Regions from separate parts of the Homo sapiens genome. Here region 1 is linked to region 2. Evidence: chromatin contacts called from ENCODE Hi-C or POLR2A ChIA-PET data. All regions are on one chromosome and are shown on one strand. The core of a region is the stretch at or near the end of the contact, and the rest is flanking DNA. Distances in the headings are between cores, read along the strand shown.

What was found. Hi-C counts contacts between places; a loop is a spot of excess contacts on that map. ChIA-PET counts read pairs that join two places held with the same protein, here RNA polymerase II (POLR2A). Pooled maps may share reads with other maps.
Region 1: a loop to region 2 is called in a map of mammary epithelial cell, with 25 times the contacts of the local background. The contact joins two enhancer-like sites. A Hi-C loop is called at or near these places in 3 of 168 maps with a recorded cell type or tissue (PC-9, chondrocyte and mammary epithelial cell) and 7 of 50 pooled maps. POLR2A ChIA-PET finds 5 or more read pairs at or near these places in 1 of 52 experiments (Panc1).

The regions. Positions count from the first base shown.
Region 1 is chr2:239,105,111-239,107,810 of GRCh38, reverse strand. The region is part of intron 15 of HDAC4 (histone deacetylase 4); the gene reads left to right. Among named protein-coding and RNA genes, the nearest start is that of MIR4441, 21 kb to the right of the region's middle. Within about 2 kb of position 1,335, at least 2 of the 41 ENCODE cell types and tissues checked have a DNase peak (open chromatin) inside an H3K27ac peak, as active enhancers do.
Region 2 is chr2:238,783,420-238,786,119 of GRCh38, reverse strand. No RefSeq gene overlaps it. Among named protein-coding and RNA genes, the nearest start is that of TWIST2, 63 kb to the left of the region's middle. RefSeq lists an enhancer at 2,129-2,632. Within about 2 kb of position 1,384, at least 5 of the 41 ENCODE cell types and tissues checked have a DNase peak (open chromatin) inside an H3K27ac peak, as active enhancers do.

The sequences.
Region 1 (2,700 bases), core at 86-2,585, 320 kb before region 2:
TGTGACCTTTCCTGATGTTTCGCTCCCACCTCCCACCTAGCAGGCTCTTCTCAAGGTCCAGGGCTGTTGCTTTCTGCCTCCGGGTCACTTCCCCAAGGAAACCAGTTCCCACCATGCTCCCCCAGGGCTGCCAGGAAGGAGCCACGGGGAGATCCGATTATATCTCAGATCAGGCCTGTTGGCTTTTTGTTAAAATAATTTTCTCTTTTTTTAAGATTTTGAAAAGCTTCTTCGAGAACACAGGGAGACCTCAGGCCCTTGGGGCCCTCCTCAGAGTTAAGGTGCTGGCGAGGCAGTGGGTCGTGAAGGGAATGGAGCTGCAGGCAGGGCCCTGGCCTGGTTTGAATTCAGCTCCCTTATGTGGCTGAGTCACACGAGGAGGCTTCGGGGATGCTGCAGCTCTGGCTGTGCCTCAGTTTCCCTGGCCGCCAGGCGATGGCAGCGGCCTCACTTGTTCTCATACAAGGAGGGCCCGGCCCCGCCTCCTGATAGGAACCAGAGCCCTGCCCCGAATCTGGCTGCAGTGGACTCCCAGGCCCAAGGAGGCAAGAAGGATCAGCCGATTAACACCTGAGGGCAGGACGGGGGCCGCACTTTGGTGAGGCTGTCCCAGCTGGTGCTCTTCACCCTGGAGGCAGCTGTCACAGGGGATCTTGAGCTCTTGACAGGGAGGAGGGTGTGGCCAGGCCCTGCTGATAGCGAGGGCAGGAAGAGAAGAGACTCCCGTCTGGGAGCTGGTGACCTTGGACAAATTTCCATTTCTTTGTCTGTAGAGAGGGGCTGGCAACACTGTGCAGGGTCGCACAAGGCCCCACCCATGCCAGGGCCCACCAGTAGAGACCTGCTATGTCCACTCCCCACACCAGGAATCCCACCATCCTACAGATAGCGCACAGGGTGGACAGGAACATCCACACCCACCCCTCCAACAGTCCTGGACACCCGACAGCCCAGGGCCCAAGTGGCTGTGGCAGAGATGAGTGAGCACGTGGAGCTGGCGTGGCACGGAGGGCCTCTGGTCTCCTGGCTTAGTTTCTGCAGGGTCCCGCCCTGCAGGTTCGCCTGCCCTCCTTTAGAAGCTGGGATATTTGTGAACTTTTAATCTGTGCCTCATCTTACCCCCCGTTTCCTTTACCAGTTTTATTGGTGATACATAATTTTCAGGGGGGAATTCTCTAAAAGTCAGGCCCAGGACCCTCTCCTGCAGTGCCCTCTGGGAGGAGGGAGGAGGAAGGCGGGGAGGAGCCACTGTAGAGGCTCTTGGCACCTGCTTCAGGGATCTGGTCAGGACGGCTGTGCCACTGGAGGGCAGCATTGCCCAGCAGACACTGGCTGCAGGAAACTCCTTCCCCACGTCCCTTCCCTCCACAGGACCAGACAGCTGTCCTGCTGCCCCTTCTGGGGACTGCCCAAGGCCTCCTGAGGCTTCCAGAGCTCCATAACCTGCTTCCTTGTCCCTCCCCTACATGTGCCCCCACCCCCAGGAGGTTCCGCTGAGGCCAGGGGATTGGGAGAGGGTCTCTCAGCCAGAAAAGCAAAGCAAATGCAAGCAAGGGAGGGAGGAGTGAGAAAGCAAAGACCCTGGAAGAAACAGCCCGCTCCTCCGCCCGCCCTCAGCTCCTCCGCCCGCCCTCGGCTCCTCTGCCTGTCCTCAGCACCATGGGTGAAGGTGCCAGCCACGACTGGGCCAGGGGCTGGCAGAGGGTCCCCAGGTGTTGGGGCTGTGGGACAAGACCTGAGCCTGGCAGGATCTCAGGGAGAGGAGAGCTGGAGAAAGACAGGTGGCTGGGAGACAGCCACAGAGGCGGTGGAGGCCATACTCCCTGGACAGCAGTGCCTTGCTCCCACACGTGGGGCAGCTCTCCAGTGCGGGTGCCCCTCCAGGTTCAGAGCGAGCAGTGTGCTAACTCAGCCCAGGGGGACGTGACGTCACCCACCAGACTTCCAGTGCCAGCCTGCCAGGGGTCACTGGCCTCCTGAGATGGCCGAGCAGAGGGGCCATGGGTACGGGGCATGGTTAGAGTGGGTACCCGATAGGAGAAGATGGGGTGGATGGGGCTGTGACTTCCCCAGTCCGCGGACCACTTGGAGGCCACAGCAAGACCGAAGCCCAGGCCCGAGGGCAGGGCCTCAGAGTCAGCACCCCTTCTCTGGGTAGACGACTGCCTGGAGGCCTGGGGGGTGAGGCCCTCCCCTCACACTGCTGAGTTGGCTTCGCGTGGTGAGGAAGGATGAGAGTGGGCTGGGAGATACTTTCTGCAAGCTTGGGACCCTGTCGATACTGGCAGGCCGGCCCAGCAAGACGTGGCTCCCAGTGCAGCTGTCTCGCTCCCTGCCTCACTCCAGAGCAGGCCTTGGGAAGCTGCCTCACACGTTCTGAGCAGTCGGGGGTCCTCTGAGTATAGCCATGTGTGTGTGCGGGCCCCGCCCTCCTGCAGAGGCTTCCCGGGAGCCAGAACAGCTCCTGGCCAATTTGCTTGCCCAGCTTGGTTTGTCCTGCCTCCAGGCACGGTGTCCAGGAAGGAGAGGAGAAGTGGGTGGGCTGGAAGTCAGATGCCACAGAGACCAGGGCCACCACTGGGATTTGCACCCTGCCCCAAGCCTGTGTTTGCTGTAAGGAGCAAAGACTCCTTCTGTCTTATCCTAGGAATTAAAGGGAGACAGAAATAACGAGGTCAGCCTCCCAAGAAAGCAGGAAGG
Region 2 (2,700 bases), core at 135-2,634:
GTTATGTATGTTTCACCACAATAAAAAAGGGAATAGCATTTTTCTTGTCAAATGGGGCTGGTGGTAGCTGCTCTGTAGCCTCATAAAGAAGTTCCTAAGTTTTTTTTTTATTTCCTTTTTTTAAATTTGGGTTTAAAACTGCTGTTTCCTTTTTCACTGTGGTAAAATATACATAACATAAAATTTACCATTTGAACCATAAGTTAGCCCAGGCCCTGCTTCTGGCCCCTGCTCTTCCTGAGTCCTGGTTGGTGCCCCCTTCATCCGTCCATACTTGCCACAAGCCCCTCTTGTCCGGTCCTGGGCACAGAGGTCCTGGTGGAAGAGACAGTCCCTGCCCAAGAACAGGGAAGGACATAGATGGGAGAAGGGACCCACTGCCCAGGGGACCAGCACCAGAGCTCAGCTCTCGGGCTCCCTGCGTGGCCCTGGCCTCTCGACCTCGCTGGACTCAGTCTCCTGACGTCTCCAGTGAAGAGCTGGAGTGGTGAGTCCCAGAGCCACTTCCGGCATGGGACAGAGGCCTGTACCTCAACACCAGCGATTTGCTGTGTGATCTTAGGCAAGTCAATATGTGTCTCTGGGACATACAGTGAGTTGTCTAAGATCACACAAACCCCCCACCACTTTAAAAAAAAAAATGGAGGGGATTTGATCAAGATCATGTCAGGATCCTTTCCAGTTTGGACATCCTGTGATTTTGGAATCTTCACCCACAGTTCTGAGCTTTTAAAAAATCCACATTTGTGTTATTTCCTTGTGATAGGGGAGAATAGCCCTGATGTCAGATCTCACTTGCTTATAGTGCTGTGTGCGTGCACATGTGAATAAAGGAATGTTCAGAAACGCTTTTCCTAACAGAGAACCTGTTCCCCGGGGCCAAGCGCAGAGTCCGTGTAACTTGCCTTTGAAGTGTGTCACCTGCTGCGTGACCACAAGAGGGCGGTGCATGCAATGGATTTTGTCAGCACGCGGGGGCCAGAGCTCACAACTTTAATTTGAGAGTTTTTCTTCCCTGGAGTCTCTTGCAGGGTCTTTCTCTGGGAGGCTCAATGCCTCCCGCATCTTCTTCAACAGGCTGAACACACATGTGGAAGCAGCTGAAGAACTGAGACTACTTAAAAGCAGAATATTTTGTAATCACCAAATAGAATCCATTTCGTAATAAAACTGGCTACAAAATATTTTAGGGTTCAGTATGATACATCACAAAGTAATTTAGGCAAGGAAGCACACCAGGCTTAAAAATCAAACGTGGCACCCTGCAGGTTTGCAGCCATGCCTCCAGCAGGCGGGTCGGGTTGGCGAGTTTCTAAACTTTGAGGAGGGAAGGCTGGGTGGCCAGGCTCCATCCAGAGCCTCTTGGCTCACTGTGCCGCCAGCAGTGTAATTGCATCCTGGTGTGACCCACAGGCTGTATCTACAACACTGCGCTGGTGAAGCAATGCTGTTACTAGATTTGAAAACAGGCAAAATGGCTCTGAAAGGAGAGAAAAATGGAAAAGCTCCTTTCCCCAACATTCCACTCCTCTGTCTTCATGGCCTCTGCGTTGGTCCAGCCAGAGGGATTATTTGAGTCCTGTGTCCCAGCCCACCTTTCCCTGGCTTAATGGTGCAGCCACACCTCTGGTTGAGAATACACGCCTGTGTAACTCATTGATTCTGATCTCCTTCATGCTCAGCACCTGCTTCCTTTAGCATCCCCAATGCAAGCGCTTCGAAGCCCATGCTGACAGCCTGGTCATATATCCTTTGGCCCCTCTGCATAAGTAGGAGAGGGGAGAGCTCCTCCTAAAAGTGCTGTGCCCTTAGTAACTGACTATTATTGAATTAGAATGGTGGAGTGAGGAGTTCCTCTCTGCCAGGCACTGTCCTAGGATTTGCATTTGTGAAGAATCACTTGCTTTCCAATTGACTTTGTAACTTTATTTGTGATTGGTTTTCAATGGCAGCCAACATTTCTTCTTTAACTTCCTCTATCTCTCGCTTTTTCTTCCTATGGTCATCTAAACACCTTGAAAAGATGAAGACATCATATATGAAAGTTAAGGCACCATGGGTCATGCATCTTTTAACTATAATTTTGTCCTGGGATCTGCTACCGACTGGTGCTATCAGTAGTCGATAGCACAGTGCTAGAGCAGAGAAGAAAGACTCCACACAGCTGGGATTAGAGACAAATTTGTTACATTCACACTTCAACCCAAGTTTGTCAGACACGTGTCTAAACGACCCATGAATTATTTATTAAGCAAACATTTATTAAAAGCCTACATTGTGCAAAACGAAGTCACTGAGCCTTAAGGATGTGATATGAATTAATTCAACAGGTTCCTTGGCCTCAAAACTATCACCGTGAGAAACAAGACACATATACAGATGTGTGTGAAGAGAGCAGTGACACTTCTTCAGCTGGTGACAAATGCCTTCAGCGCCCTTTGTTACTCCCAGTTAAGTTCATTTGCTCATCCGTTCATGTAATCTACGCGCATGCAGTTTCCACTGAATGTCAGGTGCCATGTCAGGCATGGGGGTGTTGAGATGAGGAAGGCTGACCTAGTGCAGATGGACTGAGTGTAAGGTGCCATGTCAGGCATGGGGGTGTTGAGATGAGGAAGGCCGACCTAGTGCAGTTGGACTGAGTGTCAGGTGCCATGTCAGGCATGGGGGCGTTGAGATGAGGAAGGCCGACCTAGTGCA